4 separate regions of the Homo sapiens genome follow, and all the other regions are linked to region 1. A link is an interaction called in ENCODE POLR2A ChIA-PET data of the cell type or tissue named here. Cell type or tissue: OCI-LY7. All regions are shown on one strand.

The links. ChIA-PET counts read pairs that join two places held together with the same protein. Peaks named below come from ENCODE experiments on the same cell type or tissue, not always from the same donor. Only the 100,000 strongest peaks of a DNase experiment are listed, where the experiment ranks them.
Region 2: POLR2A ChIA-PET joins it to region 1 with 5 read pairs; 7 of 35 experiments call an interaction of 5 or more read pairs at or near these places.
Region 3: POLR2A ChIA-PET joins it to region 1 with 7 read pairs; 2 of 35 experiments call an interaction of 5 or more read pairs at or near these places.
Region 4: POLR2A ChIA-PET joins it to region 1 with 5 read pairs; 18 of 35 experiments call an interaction of 5 or more read pairs at or near these places.

The regions. Positions count from the first base shown.
Region 1 is chr20:47,437,276-47,442,275 of GRCh38, reverse strand. No RefSeq gene overlaps it. Among named protein-coding and RNA genes, the nearest start is that of LINC01754, 28 kb to the right of the region's middle. In OCI-LY7, no CTCF peak of the experiment used is centred here; DNase peaks (open chromatin) are centred at 2,015, 2,965 and 3,575; H3K4me3 peaks cover 1,364 bases; H3K27ac peaks cover 4,252 bases.
Region 2 is chr20:47,535,404-47,540,403 of GRCh38, reverse strand. All of the region lies in intron 1 of NCOA3 (nuclear receptor coactivator 3), which reads right to left. Among named protein-coding and RNA genes, the nearest start is that of NCOA3, 36 kb to the right of the region's middle. In OCI-LY7, a CTCF peak has its summit at 4,965; a DNase peak (open chromatin) is centred at 2,803.
Region 3 is chr20:46,997,666-47,002,665 of GRCh38, reverse strand. It overlaps EYA2 (EYA transcriptional coactivator and phosphatase 2), which reads right to left. Exons shown (of 16, transcript NM_005244.5): 3 at 1,193-1,238. It also overlaps the pseudogene GAPDHP54. Among named protein-coding and RNA genes, the nearest start is that of EYA2-AS1, 98 kb to the right of the region's middle. In OCI-LY7, a CTCF peak has its summit at 2,353; a DNase peak (open chromatin) is centred at 2,635; H3K4me3 peaks cover 874 bases; H3K27ac peaks cover 1,907 bases.
Region 4 is chr20:47,515,046-47,520,045 of GRCh38, reverse strand. All of the region lies in intron 1 of NCOA3 (nuclear receptor coactivator 3), which reads right to left. Among named protein-coding and RNA genes, the nearest start is that of NCOA3, 16 kb to the right of the region's middle. In OCI-LY7, no CTCF peak of the experiment used is centred here; no DNase peak of the experiment used is centred here.

The DNA.
Region 1 (5,000 bases):
TACTTGGAAGGCTGAGGCAGGAGAATGGCGTGAACCCCAGAGGCGGAGCTTGCAGTGAGCCGAGATCGCACCACTGCACTCCAGCCTGGGCGACAGAGCAAGACTCCATCTCAAAAAAAAAAAAAAAAAAAAAAAAGAGAGAAAGAAAGAAATGGGGCCTGTAATCCCAGCACTTGGGGAGGCCATGGCTGGAGGCTTGCTTAAGCCCAGCCGTTTGAGACCAGCCTGGGCAACACGGCAAGACACCATCCCTAAAAAAGTTAGCTGGGCATGGTGGCGCACACCTATAGTCTCAGCTACTTGGGAGGCTGAAATGGGAGGATTGCTTAAGCCTAGAGAGGTGGAGGCTGCAGTGATTCATAATTGCAGCACTGCACTGCAGCCTGGGTGAAAGAGCCAGACCCTGTCTGGAAAAAAAAAAAAAAAAGGAAGAAAGAAAGGGAGAGAGAGAGACAGGGAGAGAAAAGAAAGACGAGAGGAGAGGGGAGGGGAGAGAAGAGGAGGGGAAGGGAGGGAAGATGGTTCACAGACCCAAAATCCCACAAATGGCTCAAAATCTACAAAAATAAGATCAGCTCTTATCAGAAATGAATTTACAACTATGAAGTGACACTACTTTTTCACCTGTCAGATAGGCTAAATGAAAAAATAACTGATAATACAACATGTGGCCAGGGTGTGAGGAACATGGCACTGTCAATCAGACTCAACTTTGGATATAGTAACAGAGACAGGACAGATTGGTGGCTTCAATGAGATAAAAGTTTATTTCTCTTCTCATGTAAAAGAAGTCTATAGATTAGTTCTCCAAGGCTGGCATGGTGGGTCCTCTTTCCCCAGAAACCTTGTTTCTGTCTGTCTGCTTCCATTCTTAAATCCACATGACTCAAGATAGTGGCTGGAATGCCATCCATCAAATCTGCATTCCTGGCAGCAGGAAGCGGGAAGGGAGAAAAGGGTGCACCCTTTCCTTTCTGGGAGCCTCCACTCATGTCAACTTACATCTCATTGGCCAGAACTTAGACATATGACTAAGCTATAAAGTGACACTACTTTTTCATCTATACCTAACTGCAAAGGAAACCGGGAAATTTAACCTTTATTCTAAGTTCTAGGTGGCAACGTGCTAGAATAAAAATTGGAATCTGGCCAAGCACAGTGGCTCATGCCTATCATTCCAGCCCTTTGGGAGGCTGAGACAAGAGGACCACTTGAGTCCAGGAGTTCAAGAACAGCCTGGGCAGCATAGTGAGACCGTTTCTACAAAAAAAAAAAAGAAAAGAAAAAAAATTTAGCCAGGTGTGGTGGCACGTGTCTCTGGTCCCAGCTACTTGAGAGGCTGAGGTGGGAGGATGGCTTGAGTCCAGGAGGTCGAGACTGCAGTGAACTGTGATTGTTCCACTGCACTCCAGCCTCGGTAACACACTGAGACCCTGTCCCCTCACAAAAAAAAAGAGAAAAAATTGGACTCTCTTAATGTGAAGAAGGGCAAAAAATGGATGTTGGGAAATAACTGGCCATTCCTGGATGGGTTTTTTTACATTTTTAAAAATTTTATTCATTATTTTATTTTTATTTTATTTTATTTATGTATTTATTTATTTATTTTTGAGACAGAGTCTCACTCTGTCATCCAGGCTAGAGCACAGTGGCATGATCTCGGCTCACTGCAACCTCCACTTCCCGGGTTCAAGCGATTCTCCTGCCTCAGCCTCCCGAGTAGCTGGAACTACAGGTGCCTGCCACCACACCCAGCTAATTTTGGTATTTTTGTAGCAATGGGGTTTCACCATGTTGGCCAGGCTGGTCTCAAACTCCTGACCTCCAGTGATCCCTCGCCCTTGGCCTCCCAAAGTGCTAGAATTACAGATGTGAGCCATCGCACCTGGCCAGACACTGTGTTATTCTTGCCAACAAGTGACAAAAATCACGATCAAATTGGTTATGAAAAGAGAATTCACAGGCTCACCTGATAGCAAGGGTACAGCTTGTACCAGCTTTAGGTATGGATGGACCCAGAGGCTCACACAGTGAGATCAGTACTGTTTCCCTATTTCTTGATTCATTTCCTTTGTGTTAGCTTCTTTTTTTTTTTTTTTTTTTTTGAGACAGAGTCTCGCTCTGTAGCCCAGGCTGGAGTGCAGTGATGCGATCTCAGCTCACTGCAACCTCCATCTCTCGGGTTCAAGCAATTCTTCTGCTTCAGCCTCTTTAGTAGCTGGGATTAAAGGCATGCACCACCACGCCCAGTTAATTTTGTATGGTTTCACCATGTTGGCCAGGCTGGTCTCAAACTCCTGGTCTCAATCAATCCACCCGCCTCGGCCTCCCAAAGTGCTGAGATTACAGGCGTGAGCCACTGCGTCTGGCTGTCTCTATTTCCTGATCCATTTCCTTTATTTAACTTTTTTTTTTTTTTTTTTGAGACGGATCTCACTCTGTCGCCCAGGCTGGAGGGCAGTGGCACCATCTCAGCTCACTGCAACCTCCACCTCCAGGGTTCAAGCAATTCTCCTACCTCAGCTTCCTGAGTAGCTGGGATTACAGGCACATGCCAGCACGCCTGGCTAATTTTTGTAATTTTTTTAGTAGAGACGGGGTTTCACCATGTTGGCCAGGCTGGTCTCGAACTCCTGACCTCGGGTGATGTGCCCACCTCGGCCTCCCAAAGTGCTGGGATTACAGGCATGAGCCACAGTGCCCGGCCTGTGTTAGCTTCATTTTTATTTTTATTTTCATTTTTATTTTTATTTTTTTTTTTCAGGGACTATAGGAAAGGTAAATGCTTCATTCTTGGTAATTTCCCATATGGTGGCCCAGCGAGGCTCACAGCAGTCAACCTTACATCCCACCACAAAGCAATCATGGTAGAAAAAGAACATCTCTTTTCCAGTATTTCTAGAAAACATCTCAGAACTGACTTTCACTGGACTCTCTTAGGTCACATGTCCATCTTTCAGCCAATCACCACAGCCAGAGCTGAGCTATGTTGGTGTCCGGATTGACCTGAGTCGCCTGCTTATTCCTGGAGCCCATGGGTGGCGGTCTGCCTCACCAGGACCACAGACACCAAGGGGGAGAAGGAAACCCCACCCAGGAAACCTAGAGCTGTTTCCAGAAGGAGGAGGGGTTGCTAGGTAGACTGAGCTACAAACATCTACAACAGTCACACAGGGAACTTAGGGGAAGGCCACCCCAGAAGCCCACAGTTTCCTAAGGTGCATCTCACTGTGCACGCAACTACCCCAGCTCTTTCTGTTGCCTAGGAGCTCACGTCTAAGAAATCACAAAATGTAAACACGGACTAAAGGAGAAGTCATCAGAGGAGAAGAGTATGCGAAGGGAAGAGGTTCAGAAGGGCGGGAAAACATCCAACTCTTGGACTTCGTTACCATATTCACCTTGTCGAAAAGTTTCTAAACCTGATGAATGACATTCCAGAGGACTGAAATAATTGGCACATGTGACCGAGGAAATGCAGGCAGTAATCTTCAAGAAATTGTGGAGAGTGGGAACAACTGGAAGATTGGAGTTGGGCAAATGTATGTAATTTTTAAAAGCTGAATCCCAAGCCCTGCAGACCGATTGGTTTGGGTGGTTATTCTTCCGCTTCCTCTTCCTCTTTTTTTTTTTTTTTTCTCTCTCTCTCTTTTTTTTTTGAGACGGAGTCTTGCTCTGTTGCCCAGGCTGGAGTGCAGTGGTGTGATCTCGGCTCACTGCAACCTCTGCCTCCTGGGTTCAAACGGTTCTCCTGCCTCAACCTCCCAAGTAGCTGGGACTACACTCGCACGCCACAGCACCCAGCTAACTTTCGTATTTTTAGTAGAGACAAGGTTTTGCCGTGTTAGCCAGGCTGGTCTCGAACTCCTGACCTCAGGTGATCCACCCGCCTTGGCCTCCCAAAGTGTTGGGATCACAGGCATGAGCCACTGTGCCCGGCCTCTTTTCTTTTGCTTCTTCTTTTCTTCCTCTCTTTTTTAAAAGACAGTTTTATTGCTATGTAATTTACATGCCATGAAATCTACTGCTTTTGTTTGTGTAATTCGATTATTTTTAGTAAATTTTTAATATAATGCAGCTTTTTCATCACCCCAGCAGGAACTCTCAGGCCTGCTTATCCTTAATCTCTGATCCCACTCCCAGCTCCAGGCAACCACTAATGTACTTTTTGCCTTAATAGATTTGTCTCTTCTGGCTGGGCGCGATGGCTCATGCCTGTAATCCCAGCACTTTGGGAGGCTGAGGCGGGTGGATCACGAAGTCAGGAGTTCGAGACCAGCCTGGCCAATAAGGCGAAACCCCTTCTCTACTAAAAATACAAAAATTAGCCGGGTGTGGTGGCACGTGCCTGTAATCCCAGCTACTCGGGAGGCTGAGGCAGGAGAATGGCATGAACCCGAGAGGTGGAGGTTGCAGTGAGCCGAGATGGCGCCACGGCACTCCGGCCTGGGCGACAGAGCAAGACTCCAACTCAAAAAAAGAACAAACAAACAAAAAAATAGATTTGTCTTTTCTGGCTGGGCACAGTGGCTCATGCCTGTAACCCCAACACTATGGGAGGCCGAGGTGGGCAGATCACCTGAAGTCAGGAGTTCAAGACCAGCCTGGTCAACATGGTGAAACTCCATCTCTACTAAAAATACAAATATTAGCCAAGCCTGGTGGCACACACCTGTATTCTCAGCTACTTGGGAGGCTGAGGCAGGAGAATCACTCAAACCTGGAAGGTGGAGGTTACAGTGAGCCAAGATCGCACCACTGTACTCCACCCTGAGCAACAGAGTGAGACTCTGTCTCAAGAAAAAAAAATTTTTGCCTTTTCTCTTTTTTTGAAACAGGTTCTTGCTGTTGCCCAGGCTGGAATGCAATGACATGATCATGGCTCATTGCAGCCTCGATTTCCTGAGCTCAGGTGATCCTCCCTCCTCAGTCTCCCCAGCTGTTGGAACCACTGGCATGCTACTGCACCTGGCTAGTTTTTTTTATTTTTTTGTAAAGAC
Region 2 (5,000 bases), 98 kb before region 1:
GGGGGTTTCACTATGTTAGCCAGGCTGGTCTCGAACTCCTGACCTCAGATGATCCACCCTCATCGGCCTCCCAAAGTGCTGGGATTACAAGTGTAAGCCACCGCGCCCCAGCCAAGATATTTGATTTTAAGGAAAAATAGGAAAAATCCATTTCAAAGAAAATGTTTAAAGCCATGCCAACTAAGTATCTCCAAGCCAAAGTTGACTATCTTCAAGCCAAAGTTGACATACAGGCCAATGTACTATTTTATTTCCTTGACTCCTAAGGCAATGTAGGGTGGTAAAAAGGGCATGGCCTCCGAAATCTGAGAGACCTCAATCTGGATCCTCTACTGGAGAGCTTATGTAATTAACCCATGAGCTTCAATTTCCTCCTCTCTCAAATGAAGATAGTAATATCCAACTCTAGAAGGTTTCATGATTGTTAAATGAGAGTTTATGTAAAACTAGTATCCCTTAAATATTTTGGGGTTTGTTCATATTTTTACATCTTTAAAATCAGAATATGTCATGTTATTGGCAGTATCCAATTATTTATTTGAAAGTTTTACATTTTCTTTCCCAGTAGTACATAAAATAGGCCGGGTGCGGTGGCTCACACCTGTAATCCCAACACTTTGGGGGGCCAAGGCAGGCGGATCACTTGAGGCCAGGAGTTTGAGACCTAGTAATACGTAAAATAATGTTGTGTTCTATAATTGATGGTATCTTAAACTTGATGAAATTTGGTAATAGCTAGCAGCATCCTCAACAACGCTGGCTTCATCTCCTCCTTCCTCCCTCACACCCATTCATAAACTATCATATGAACAGAAAACAAGCTATAAAATGGAAAAACCACCAAATCCATTCAAAGAGCTTAGCACTTTGCCATTCAGTGTGTGCTCAATAAATAAAAACCTGCTACTGCTACTCTAAATTTATTCAGCAAATATTTGAGTACCTACTATGTGTCTGCCACCATTCTGAGCACTAAGGATATAGCAGTAAACAAAACAGATACCTCCCAGTCCTCAAATAGTTTATGTTCTATTAGCATAACTTTTATTTTATTTTTTCCTGGAGACAGGGTATCGTTGTCACCCAGGCTACATATAGTACGATGGTATGACCAGAGCTCACTGCAGCCTCAAACTCTTGGGATCAAGCTACCTCCTACCACCTTATCAAGTAGCTTATCAAGCCACCTTATCAAGTAGCTGGGACTACAGGAACATGCCACCATGCCTGGCAGCACATACAAATTCTATGGCACAAGAAATGAAAAGCTAAAATTCACAACTAAGTCAACAGATTGTCCCAAAGGCTGAAAAAGCTAAGCAACCCAAGAAAGATACTAAAACACAACTCAGGCAAACCACTAAGGAAAACCTTACCCAAAGGCAAAGTGAAGTCTTGAAATCAATTCATCCAAGTTTTTGTTCTAAATAAAAGGTTTGAGAAAAAGTAAAACAGCCAGAACAGATGCTGAAACTTAACAGGGAAAAGTGAGAATATAACATCTTCTCCAGTTTCTGAAAACTAAACATCTTTTAGATTCATCTGAAAGAGAAGAATAGTGGCTGGGCACAGTGGCTTACGCCTGAAATCCCAACACTTTGGGAGGCCAAGGTGGGAGGATCATGAGGTCAGGAGTTCGAGACCAGCCTGGCCAACATGGGGAAACCCTGTCTCTACTAAAATTACAAAAATTAGACTGGCATGGTGGCACACGCCTGTAATCTTGTAATCCCAGCTACTCAGGAGGCTGAGGCAGGAGAATTACTTGAACCCGGGAGGCAGAGGTTGCAGTGAGCTGAGGTCACACCACTGCACTCTAGCCTGGGTGACAGGTGTCTCAAGAAAAAAAAAAAAGAATAGTAATAATGCTGGTTATTTAAGAAACACAAACTTCTTTAAGGAGGCAGAGAAAATTATGTTTTTAAAAAGTATCTTATGTGTCCACAAATCATTTTTCCAAAGCTCTTCCAATTGCAGTTACAGACTGGAACATCAGACTCTCTTAAACAGAATGTTACAAGTCAGGTTCACCACTACTCTCTACCCCAAATAAATTAATATTATTCTTCGCTTCTAACGCAGTGCCTAAAAAAACCACATCGTGAATTACTATAGCAGTCCAGACCAAAAGACTTGTGTCAAGTCAACTAAAGATCATCTAAATGGGACATTTTTAATCATCTTGGGTTTTTTTCCCCCAAAGTTAGAGCTTAAAAACCTATTAGTCCAGGCGCGGTGGTTCATGCCTGTAATCCTAGCACTTTGGGAGGCCAAGGTGGGTGGATCACCTGAAGTCAGGAGTTCAAGACCAGCCTGGCCAACATAGTGAAACCCTGTCTCTACTAAAAATACAAAAATTAGCCAGGCATGGTGGCAGGCACCTGTAATCCCAGATACTCAGGAAGCTGAGACAGGAGAATCACTTGAACCCAGGAGGTGGAGGTTGCAGTAAGCCAAGATTGAGCCACTTCACTCCAGCCTAGGAGAAAGAGCAAAGCTCTGTCTCAAACAAACAAACAAACAGCCAGGCACAGTGGCTCATGCCTGTAATCCTAGCACTTTGGGAGGCCGAGGCGGGCAGATCACAACCAGGTCAGGAGATCAAGACCATCCTGGCTAACACAGTGAAACCCAATCTCTACTAAAAGTAGAAAAAATTAGCCGGGTGTGGTGACAAGGACCTGTAGTCCCAGATACTCAGGAGGCTGAGGCAGGAGAATCACTTGAACCTGGGAGGCAGAGGTTCCAGTGAGCTGAGATCGTGCCACCTGCACTCCAGCTTGGGCGACAGAGCAAGACTCCATCTCAAAAAAAAAAAAAACCCTATGTAAACCCCTTGGTTTTTATAGGTGGTCATTTGTTGAACTAGCTAATTTGGCAGTTTTACATTTTCTTTCCTAGCAGAATATAAAATAGAACAGGTGCAATGGCTCACACCTGTTTTCCCAACACTTCCCCCCCCCACCCCCGCCGATTATCACAAAAATAAAAGTTTGAGTTACATTCTATAACCTTTCTATAGAAAAACACTCCATTAAGAGGTAGAAGTGATGACCACAGGCAAAAGTAAATTACACTCAATTTACTTCTCTGATAAGTTCTTTACAACGCTACAAGTAAAGAACGTAACTGAAAAGCACTACTTTTACCAACTTTCCTTCTCCTTGTCTAAAAGATTTAGTCCCTTCCAGACCAAGGAAATGTAGAGAACTCAGTTGTATATGGATAGATAGCATATCCTCTAAACCAGACAGCATCTATAAATATGAAGAACTTCTTTGCTTAAAACAAAACAGGCCGGGCGCGGTGGCTCACGCCTGTAATCCCAGCACTTTAGGAGGCCGAGGTGGATGGATCACAAGGTCAGGAGTTTGAGACCAGCCTGACCAACATGGTGAAACCCCGTCTCTACTAAAAATACAAAAAAAAAAAATTAGCCGGGCATGGTGGCGCACACCTGTAATCCCAGCTACTCAGGAGGCTGAGGCAGGAGAATTGCTTGAATCCAGGAGGCGGAGGTTGCAGTGAGCCGAGATTGCACTACTGCACTCCAGCCTGAGTGAAAAAGCAAGACTGTCTCAAAAAAAAAAAAAAAAAAGAAAAAAACAGTGAGGCTGGGCACAATGGCTTCATACCTGTAATCCCAGCATTTTAGGAGGCCCATGCAGGAGGATGGCTTGAAACCAGGAGTTTGGGATCAGCCTGGGCAACAAAGTGAGACTCATCTCTATTTTAAAAACAAATAAATAAGAACTCAAAGCACAGATATCAATCATCACTTAATAAAGAGGCAAAGAGCCCCTACAAGCTTTAGAATGACAAAGGCATGACAACAATTTGTTTTGCAGTAAATGATAATACATTATTTTCCTGTAAAGGAGACAAAATGTGTATAGGATATATTGTCTGCACCAAAAAATAAGCTCCTTTTTGGGCAGGGACCTTTTCTTGCAAAACTTTCTATCTCCTAGGATGCTTTGCATATACCAGGTAAGCATTAACATTCACTGGCCGGATAGGGGGCTCATGCCAGTAATTCCAACACTTTGGGAGGCCAAGGAAGGAGGATCACTTGAGGTGTGGACAATGTGGCAAGACACTCTCTACAAAAAAATTTTATCATATTAGCTGGGCATGTAGGTGCACACCTGTAGTCTTGATATGGGAGAAGGGCAGGGAAGTAAGTGCTGGGTAGAGATGAGTAGGGTACATGGTGAGTGCTCCACCCTCGGGCCTGTGCTCACGGACCTAAGTGAGAACAAGCATTTCTGTTTACGCACCCAAAAAGTTGCCTTTTGGCCTGCCATGCCCCCCTATCTTGTGCTCATATAAGCCCAGGACCTTAAGCAGACACACACACAAGCGGCTGGACATCGAGAGGAACAGAGGAGCAGAACAGCACACTGACAGACACCAGCAGCGCCAGCCAGCCATCTACATTTAAGTTGATGCAGAATTTGATAGGGGGTGGTCGGAGTAGAGTCCAGCTGCTGGGCAGCCCAGCTCCAGGGGAAGATCACCTTCCCTCTCCATCCCTCTTATGGCTCCCCATCCATCTGCTGAGAGCTACTTCCACCATTCAATAAAACCTTGCACTCGGCCGGGCGCAGTGGCTCATACCTGTAATCCCAGCACTTTGGGAGGCTGAGATGGGCGGATCACAAGGTCAGGAGATCAAGACCATCTTGGCCAACATGGTGAAACCTCATCTCTATTAAAAATACAAAAATTAGCCAGATGTGGTGGTGCATGCCTGTAATCCCAGCTACTCGGGAGGCTGAGGCAGGAGAGTCACTTGAACCTGGGAGGAGGAGGCTGCAGTGAGCCGAGATTGCGCCACTGCACCCCAGCCTGGCAACAGAGTGAGACTCGGTCTCAAAAAAAAAAAGCAAAAAAACCTTGCACTCATTCTCCAAGTCCGTGTGTGATCCGATCTTTCCAGCACACTAGGGCAAGAACCTGGGATACAGAGAGCCCTCTATCCTTGCGATAAGGCAGAG
Region 3 (5,000 bases), 440 kb after region 1:
TGTTCATTGCAGCACAATTTACAACAGCCAAGACATGGAATCATCCCAAATGCCCATCAATGATAGACTGGGTAAAGAAATTGTGGTACAGATACACCATAGAATACTATGCAGCCATAAAAAGGAACAAGATCATGTCCTTTGCAGGGATACAGATGAAGCTGGAAACCCTTATCCTCAGCAAACTAATGCAGGAACAGAAAACCAAACACTGCATGTTCTCACTTACAAGTGAGAGCTGAACAATGAGAACACATGGACACAGGGAGGGGTACAACACACACTGTGGCCTGTTAGGGAAGGGTAGGGGAGAGGGAGAGCATCAGGAAGAATAGCTAATGCATGTCGAATTTAATACCTAGGTGATGGGTTGACAGGTGCAGCAAACCACCATGGCACATGTTTACCTATGTAACAAACCTGCATGTTCTGCATGTGTATACTGGAACTTAAAATAAAGTAAAGAAATGATGAAAGGAGGGAGGGGAAAAGGGAGAGAGAGGTGGAGAGAAAAGGATGGGGGACGAAAGGGGAGGGAAGAGAGGAAGGGAAAGAGAAAAAGGGAGAGAAAAATAAGGATAGAAAGAAGGGAGCCTGTAATCCCAGCTACTTGGGAGGCTGAGGCAGAATTACTTGAACCTGGGAGGCAGAGGTTGCAGTGAGCTGAGATCACGCCACTGCACTCCAGCCTGGGTGACAGAGCAAGACTCTGTCTCGGAGAAAAAAAAAATAGAAGGGAGATTGAAAAGAAGGGAAAGGAAAGGAATGAGGAAAGGAGAAAGAAAGACAGTGGCAAAAAGGGAGGGAAAAATTAAGAAATTCCCTATGCATGGGAAAGCAGAGGAAGGGGAGAAAGAAAAGAATAAAAAAAAAAAAAAGAATGAAGAGAAGAAAGAAGAAAATAATAGCTAAGACTCTGAGGACACTCTGCTCCAGGCCCCATTCTAAGTGTGTTTTACCTGCTTTTGCTGGTTTCGTGGGGGCAGGCAGCATGACTGTCCCCCGCTCCCAGATGGGAGGGCTCAGGCCCAGGGAGGTGGAGTGACTTGCTCAAGCTCACTCAGCTAGGAAGTGCTACGGCTGGGATTCCTATCCAGGGAATCTGGCTCCAGGGCCCTCTCTCTTAACCTCTACCTTCCAAGAAAGAAGAAAAGGTGGGCATGTGAGCAGGAGACAAGTGAATGGCACTCACCTGGAGAAGAGCTGGGACACTCTCAGGGGGGCCGATTTGGTGATGCCTGCAGGAGAAAAAGAAAAATTGGAAGAGTTTTAGCGATTAGGGTGATGTTCTGCAGAGGTGGTGACTTCAGACACCACTTAAGCAGGAGCAGACTTGGAGGGGTGCTGCCCGCGGCTTTCTCCACCACAGATGCTTATCTGAGGCGCCACATCTCAGCACTCTTCTTCTTGAGGAGTTCGGAGCCCTTTCTGGGTGCACTTCGTCTCTGTGCAGTTAAGGAAAAATGACATCTAAAGAATCCATAGCACCTTGAAACATCAGAGTAGAGTCCATTTCTCCATCCATTGTACAGATGGAGAAACTGAGGCCAAAGAGACAGAAAGAATGTGCTTGAGCCAAGTCACATGACCAGGCAGCAGCACAACTAGGAAGTGAATCAAGCTGGTGCCATTTCCACTCCTGGATGGAAAACCGCTCCCTTCCCTGCCTCAAAAGCAATCCCCAAGAACCCCAGAATGGCAGACACAGGCTGGCTTTGCTCATCCAACCTCCATTTCCCTTCTTCTAATGACATGGCTTTGATGTTCCTCCCCTGCCTCCTCACTTCCAGTCCATGGAGTGCAGGTGCAGCTGGCCCCAACACTTTAGGGGAAGGAACCACTTCGATCATCTCCTAAGCTCCATCTAGGGTGGTGGAGCAGAGAGATGGATGACACCTGGGCTCCTGATGCAAGTACCTAACACCCAATCACTCAGCACACAATGTCCAATCATTGATGGGAGGCGATATGCAGGGGGTGACGAAAAGGTGACAGAGTTAAGCTGGGAGAGACGTTTGCCCGGGGATAATTTTACATAGGGACAGTTCACTGGGAAGTACTTTTGTGCTCCGTCATCTTGAACAATGCAACTCAATGTCCTCACTGCAGAGTCCTGGACAAATTCTAGATAATGTGTCTACTGATGGGAACAGCGTCAACCTGCCAATGCCCACTCCCTGTTCTGTAGGGCAGTGGCTGCGTCATCATCACAACCTAAGGCTGTGGAGCTCTGAGCCTGCCTCAGCCTCTGCGCTGGAGGCTCAGGAGACCAACGTGCACTTGCAACTCTGCCACTTCCTAGTTATGAGACTTCAGGCAAGTTCCTAGATCTCTGGGCCTCAGGGCTCCCCCCTGTGCAATGAGGATGAAAATACTTATCTTGCAAGGACAGGAAAGGATTAAATGAGATGATGCTGATAGCCATCATTTACCCAGTGCTTATTACGTGCCAAGCTCTCTTCTAAATTCTTTACCTGGATTAATTATTTTAATCCTCATAAGTACCCTGTGAGAAAGGTTCTATTCTCATCCTCAGATGAACAGCTGTAGGCACAGAGAGCTTAAGTAACTCACCCAGGGCCACACAGGAAGTACGGTGTGGATCTGTGATCTGAACCCAGGTGGTCTGGCTCCAGAGTCTGTCTTCTCAACCATGACACTACAGCTGACGATGACAGTCATTGTCATAAGAGCAGCTGGCATTCACTTAGAGGTTGACTATGTGCCAGGCCCTTGTTAACTGCTTATAGACAGGCTCTCATTGAGTCCTCACAACAGCGCTCTGAGCACGCGATGCCATTAACCCCGTTGTACAGATGAAGAAACCGGGGCTCCGAAGGTCAAGTGCCTTGTTCAAGTCACACAACCGTGGGCAAGGGAACTGGGACTTGAACCCAAAAGCTGTGTGAGTCCAAGGTCAACACTCTTAATGCCCTCCCCCTGGCTGAGCCAAATTCTGTTCAAGTCCCAAACCACTGGGGTTGGGGCGGGGGTGGTGGTCTTGAAGTTCATTTAGAGAGTCATAACTGGAATTAAGAAAAGGAGAATTGCCTATTTTATGATATACGATGGCAGCAGGTATTGCCCATAGTAAGAAGGAATTGTGTAACCCTTTTGTTGCAGGTCCAGGTGTGAGAATGTGTTGTGTGTGCATGCACGTGCATTCAACAATGCAGAAATATATTTCGCATCATGTATCACATTCAAAGAAAAGGATGGAACAACAGTAGCCGAATGTCAAGGAAAGCCCCTGGCACACAGTAGGTGCTCACTCAATGCTGATTTCCCTACCCTGGGTTTGCTCCTAGGCGGGGTGTCCTGTACCCCATCACTCCTTCTTCATCCTCCCACAGGGCTCAAGAATGAACTGTCTCATTCTGAAGCAGCCACAATCTCATTCCTCGTAAAAGCCCATGACTTGAGTGCATTTAGTACTGCATAAGTTACTGAATTAAACACTTTAAATGTTTTCTTTCATAAATATGTATATATTCATAAAAATCTAAATCTATGGGAACAACATTCCTATGGGCTCGAATTAACTTGGCATTCCATAAATTGGAGGCAAGCGTCTTTTCTGCCAATCTCCATGGCATGATTTGCATGTTTGCCTCACCCAGCTCCTTTTCAAGCTTCCACCCAGTTCCTCTGAATTGAGCAACCTGCCTTCCCCAGCAGACAGGTTCCCCTCCCCCACTACGCAGACCTGTAAATACTCTCCCTTTCCCACCCCAGCAACCTCAGGAAGACTGTGCAAGCGAGAAACAGGCATTTGTAAGTGCAAAGAGATTTTCCTTTGGCAATTGTGTGATTTTTGAAAAAACACAGGCTTTTTTCTGTTTTCTGCTGGTATCAATCGCATTTAACCTTTTCATCCCAGGACACCTGGAGGAATTGAGAAACTGGAGAGTGAGTGTATTAAACTCTATGTAGAGTGATCTTCTGCCTCCCTTTCTGCTTCCTTTCTCCATGGTTAGGGTGGTGTGGACTTCATTGATAATCCTTATCATAAACACACATGATAAGGCAGGGCTCTCTAAGCTCCTTCCCTCCTCTGGGAGCCTTGGATGGGACACTGTCAAGGGTGGAGATTCTCTGCTTTGGCACAGAGGTGGGCAGGGACTGCCCAAGAGCAGAGAACGCCTTTCTTCTTCTTATGCACTTGCTGGTGGTCCAGAGCCCTTAGTCCTCAGAGGTCATGTGGACCAGGAAGTCCACCCTGCAGTTGTTGTAGCCAAACATCATCACAGTACCAGGAAGTAGGCTTGACCAACTGGTGGTTGTGGGCAATGCCAGCCCCAGTGTGACAGGTGGAGAAGTGGGCATCACTGTTACAGTTGCAAGCGACAACGTGGTCTTCAGTGTAGCCCGGAATTTCTTTCAATGACCCCCCAGGTGCCCGCATCACATTTTCTTGATGTCACTGTGCTCAACAGCTTTTTCTAGATGGCAGGTCAGATCCTGGACAGACACACTGAGGGTGGGGACATAGGAGGCTGTGTCAGCAAGCTTCCTGTTCAGCTCAGGAATGACCTTGCCACAGCCTTGGCAGTGCCACTGAATACACTCTGAACAGTCCCATGGCCATCGCACCACAGCTTGCCAGATGGGCAGAGAGGGCACAGGCAGTGGTCATGAGTACTTTTATGATGCCATGGTTGTCATAGACCCTTCTGGGGGAACAAGCAGATGGCATGCTGGAAATCTAAAGGGAGTAGGTCACCCTCATCTCAAACACAGACCATCAGCACAAGGGACAGAATGATGCCCCTTTGATGCCATTCTTCAGATGAGCTCCAAGCATCTCTAGGGTGATGAAGGCAGCAATGCCCTCTTTGGGATCTGGTGTCTGGCAGATGGAGGTGGACTTCCCACTGATCATAGCTTTCTGTTCTCAACCTTGTTGCTGCCCTTGAACTTGCCGTGATGGATTCATATTGGACCATGTAGGCTATGAGGTCAAGGTCAATGGAGGAGTCATTGATGGCAACTTAGGTCCA
Region 4 (5,000 bases), 78 kb before region 1:
TCACACCTGTAATCCCAGCACATTGGGAGGCTGAAGCCGGCGGATCACAAGGTCAGGAGTTCGAGACCAGCCTGACCAACATGGTGAAACCCCGGTTCTACTAAAAATACAAATATTAGCCAGGCGTGGTGGTGGGCATCTATATAGTCCCAGCTACTTGGGAGGCTGAGGCAGGAGAATCTCTTGAACCTGGGAGGCAGAGGTTGCAGTGAGCGAGATTGTGCCATTGCACTCCAGCTTGAGCAACACAGCGAGACTCTCTCAAAAAAAAAAATTTTCTGTGGAGACAAGAGTTTTGCCACATTGCCCAAGCTGGTCTTGAACTCCTGGTCTCAGGCAATCCTCCCAAGTGGGCCTCACAAAGTGCTAGAATTACAGGTGTGTGCCACCATGCCTGGCTCCAAATTTCTTAACCTGATATTCAGTTCTTAATCACCGTCTTTTTATCAGTCTTTCAGACTAATTTCCCTTGGTTTCAGACATACTGTTTTTTCTCCATCTTCTCCCTTGTTTCTCCACTGCTTTCTAGTCTAGTTGTTGGGCCCATCTCAGGTACCATCTAATGTAGGTAAATTACCAGAACACCAAAACTAAAAATATCATTTTTTTTTTTTGAGATGGAGTCTCGCTCTGTCACCCAGGCTGGAGTACAATGGTGCAGTCTTGACTCACTGTAGTCTCGGCCTCCCAGGTTCAAGCAATTCTCCGGCCTCAGCCTCCTGAGTAACTGGGACTACAGGCACACGCCACCACGCCTGGCTTTTCATATTTTTAGTAGAGACAGCATTTCACCATGTTAGCCAGGGTGGTCTTGATCTTCTGACCTCAAGTGATCCACCCGCCTCGGCCTCCCAAAGTGCTGAGATTACAGGCGTGACCCACCGTGCCTGGCTTTTTCTTTTTTTTTTTTGAGATGGAGTCTCGCTCTGTCACCCAGTGTGGAGTGCAGTGGCACAATCTCGGCTCACTGCAACCTCCACTTCCCAGGTTCAAGCGATTCTCCTGCCTCGGCCTCCTGAGTAGCTGGGATTACAGGTGCCCGTCACCACGCCCACCTAATTTTTGTATTTTTAGTAGAGATGAGGTTTCACCATGTTGGCCAGGTTGGTTGCAAACTCCTGACCTCAAGTGATCCACCCACCTCGGCCTCACAAAGTGCTGGAGTTACAGGCGTGAGCCACCGCACCAGTCATTTCTTAGATGAATCTTAATTGTTCGTGTGCATGTGAGTCAGTACTTCTTGATTGGTAGCGTGGATTCAAATTGTCTATTTCTTGAAGGTAAGGAGTAATCCTTTTATAAGCTTTAAAAATCCTCTATTGGCCAGGCATGGTGGCTCACCCCTGTAATCCCAGCATTTTGGGAGGCCGAGGCAGGTAGATCACCTGAGGTCAGGAGTTCGAGACGAGCCTGACCAACATGGTGAAACCCCATCTCTACTAAAAATACAAAAGTAGCCAGGCTTAGTGGTGCATGCCTGTAATCCCAGCTACTCGGGAGGCTGAGGCAGGAGAATCTCTTGAAAACCCGGGAGGTGGAGGTTGCAGTGAGCCGAGATCATGCCATTGCACTGCAGCCTGGGCAGGCAACAAGAGCGAAACTCTGTCTCAAAAAAAAAAAAAAAACAGAAAAAGAAAATCCTCTATTATTTTTTTCAATTATGTTTCTTTTTTTTTCCCCCAATTTAATTTATTTATTTTGAGGCAGGGTCTCCCTCTGTTTCTCAGGCTGGAGTACAGTGGTGAAATCATGGCTCATTGCAGCCTGGAACTCCTGGACTTAAGCGATCCTCCCACCTCAGTCTCCTGAGTGGCTGGGATTACAGGTGCGCACCACCATGCCCAGCTAATTTTTTTTTTTTGGCAGAGACGGGGTCTCCCTATGTTGCCCAGACTTGTAATGAACTCCTGGACTCAAGCAATTCTCCCACCTCGACCTCCCAGAGTATTAGGATTACAGGTGTGAGCCATCATGGCTGGCCTGGATGTGAAAGTTTTTAGAATTCAACCCTCGAGTCAGTTTTTCTACCTGGAAATGGAGTTAAAATTAAATATTCCTAGGGATTTGCTTGGGACCTGTGTCTCCCTCACAGAGTTGTCCCAGGAAAATCATATCAGCCTTAGAGTACATTCCATGTTTTCTAAATTGCCCTAGGACTGGACGATCCTTCTTTACATCATTTAAATGTTTTTATTCAGTACCACTGTTTTTCAAAGAATTGTGCTAAGTAATGTGACTGTTAGAATCCCTTTGTGATCTAGGAGTTTATAATCTAGTTGAAAAATAAATGTAATTGGCCAGGCGTGGTGGCTCACGCCTGTAATCTCAGCACTTTGGGAGGCCGAGGCAGGCAGATCACCTGAGGTTAGGAGTTCGAGAACAGCCTGGCCAACATGGCAAAAACCCGTCTCTACTAAAAATACAAAAATTAGCCAGGTGTAGTAGCGAGCACCTGTAATCCCAGCTACTAGGGAGGCTGAGGCAGGAGAATCACTTGAACCCGGAAGGCAGAGGTTGTAGTGAGCCAAGATCGTACCACTGCACTCCAGCCTGGGCGACAGAGCAAGACTCCTTCTCAAAAAAAAAAAAAAAAAGAAAAAGAAAAAAGAAAAAAAGAAGAAAATGTAATTGCATCAACATAAGCAGGTGGTTCACAAGTTCAGAGGAAGAAAAGTCCTTTTCAACTGGGATTATTAGCGAATACTTGAAGAAGATGGAATAGATCTAAAGGGAATTAACTGCTGCTTCAGTTTCTTCTCTTTCTCATCTCTTTTTACTCTGTACTGTTTCGTTATAGTAAAAAATATTATAAGGTAATTTTTTTGGGGAGGAGACGGAGTCTCGCTGTCACCCAGGCTGGAGTGCAGTGGTGCTATCTCAGCTCATGGCAACCTCCACCTCCAAGGTTCAAGCAATTCTCCTGCCTCAGCCTCCCGAGTAGCTGGGATTACTGGCATGTGCCACCACGACTGGCTAATTTTTGTATTTTTAGTAGAGATGAGGTTTCACCATGCTGGCTGGTCTCAAACTCCTAACTTCAAGTGATTCATCCGTCTAGGCCTCTCAAAGTGCTGGGATTATAGATGTGAGTCACTGCACCCAGCAAATTTTTTTTTTTTTTTTTTTAAGACAGGGTCTCACTCTTGCCCAGGCTAGAGGGCAGTGGCGTGATCTTGGCTCAATCTCTGCCTCCTCAGTTCAAGCAATTTTCCCACCTCAGCCTCCCGAGCAGCTTGGACTACAGGTGTGTGCCACTATGCCTGGCTAATTTTATTTTTGTACTTTTTTGTAGAGACAGGGTTTTACCATGTTGGCCAGGCTAGTCTTGAACTCCTGACCTCAAATGATATGCCTGCCTCGGCCTCCCAAAGTGCTGGGATTACAGGCTTGAGCCACTGCACCCAGCCTGCTTGACTGCTTGGAACCTTTGTTTTTTATTGTCTAAAATTCGAAACTAAACTTCACATGGAGCTCCCAAAGATTTTCATAATCTGACTATTAATTTTCATTTCAACCACCATCTTTCTAATTCTATGTGTGTATCTTATTTATATGTCAGTTGCTTGATAGTCTAGACCCTTGCTCTGTCTTCTACCCTCTTATTCCAATAAAATTCTCTTCCCTGTGTCCTGATCTATATTTCAGTTCCTATTCCTGGGTAGAAAAGATAAAAGCTGCCATTTATTTTTTAACACTTTATTTTGTTAGAGGCGTTTTAGGTTCACAGCAATATTGAACAGAAGATACAGAGATTTGCCATATACCTCCTGCCCAAACCCATGTGTAGCCTCCCCTATCACCATCCCCCCACCATCTTGATACATTTGTACCTACACTGAGGCATCATTATCATCCAGAGTGTGTAGTTCACATTAGAGTTTACTCCTGGTATCGTGCATTTTATGAGTTTGGAACAATTTATAACAACATGTATCTACCATTATAGTATCTATCATACAGAGTAGTTTCACTACCCTGAGTACTGTGCTCTGTCTACTCATTCTTTCCTCCCCACTAACTCCTGGCAACCACTGATCTTTCTAGTGTTTCCAAAATTTTGCCTTTTCTAAGATGTCACATAGTTAGAATCACACAGTATGTGGCCTTTCCAAATTGGCTTCTTTCACTAAGTGAAAACTTAAAGTTTTCTTCACATCTCTTCATGAATTGATAGCACATTTCTTTTTAGTACTGAATAATATGCCATTGTCTGGATATACCACAGAAAAGCTACCACTTATTGATTGATGATAATATTGGTATTAAGGCTGAGGGCAGTGGCTCACGCCTGTAATCCTAACACATTGGGAAGCTGAGGTGGGCGGACCACTTGAGGCCAGAAGTTCAAGACCAGCCAACATAGTGAAATCCCGTCTCTACTAAAAAATAAAAAATTAGCTGGGAGTGGTGGTGCATGCCTCTAGTCCCAGCTACTCAGTACGCTGAGGCATAAGAATCGCTTAAACCCAGAAGGCAGACTGCAGTGAGCCGAGATCATGCCACTGTACCCCAGCCTGGGTAACAGAGTGACCCAGTGACCTGTCTTAAAAAAAAGAAAAAAAAAAAAAAAAAAGAAAGAAAGAAAAAGCTCGGGTGTGGTGGCTCATGCCTGTATTTCCAGCACTTTGGACTTTGGGAGGCCGAGGGGGGTGGATCACGACATCAGGAGTTCAAGACTAAGACAGTGAAACCCCATCTCTACTAAAAATACCAAAATTAACCAGGCATGGTGGTGCGCGCCTGTAGTCCCAGCTACTGGGGAGGCTGAGGCAGGAGAATTGTTTGAACTCAGGAGGCGGAGGTTGTGGTGAGCGGAGATCGTGCCACTGCACTCCAGGTGGGCAACAGAGCGAGACTCCATCTCAAAAAAAAAAATTTTTTTTAAATATATATATATAGCTATTAAAAGTTACTATTTGTGTGTCTGTCCCTGGGCAGTGTTAAATGCTTAATATACATTATATCATTCATAGTCCCGGTTTTTCAAACCTCTTTTGCTG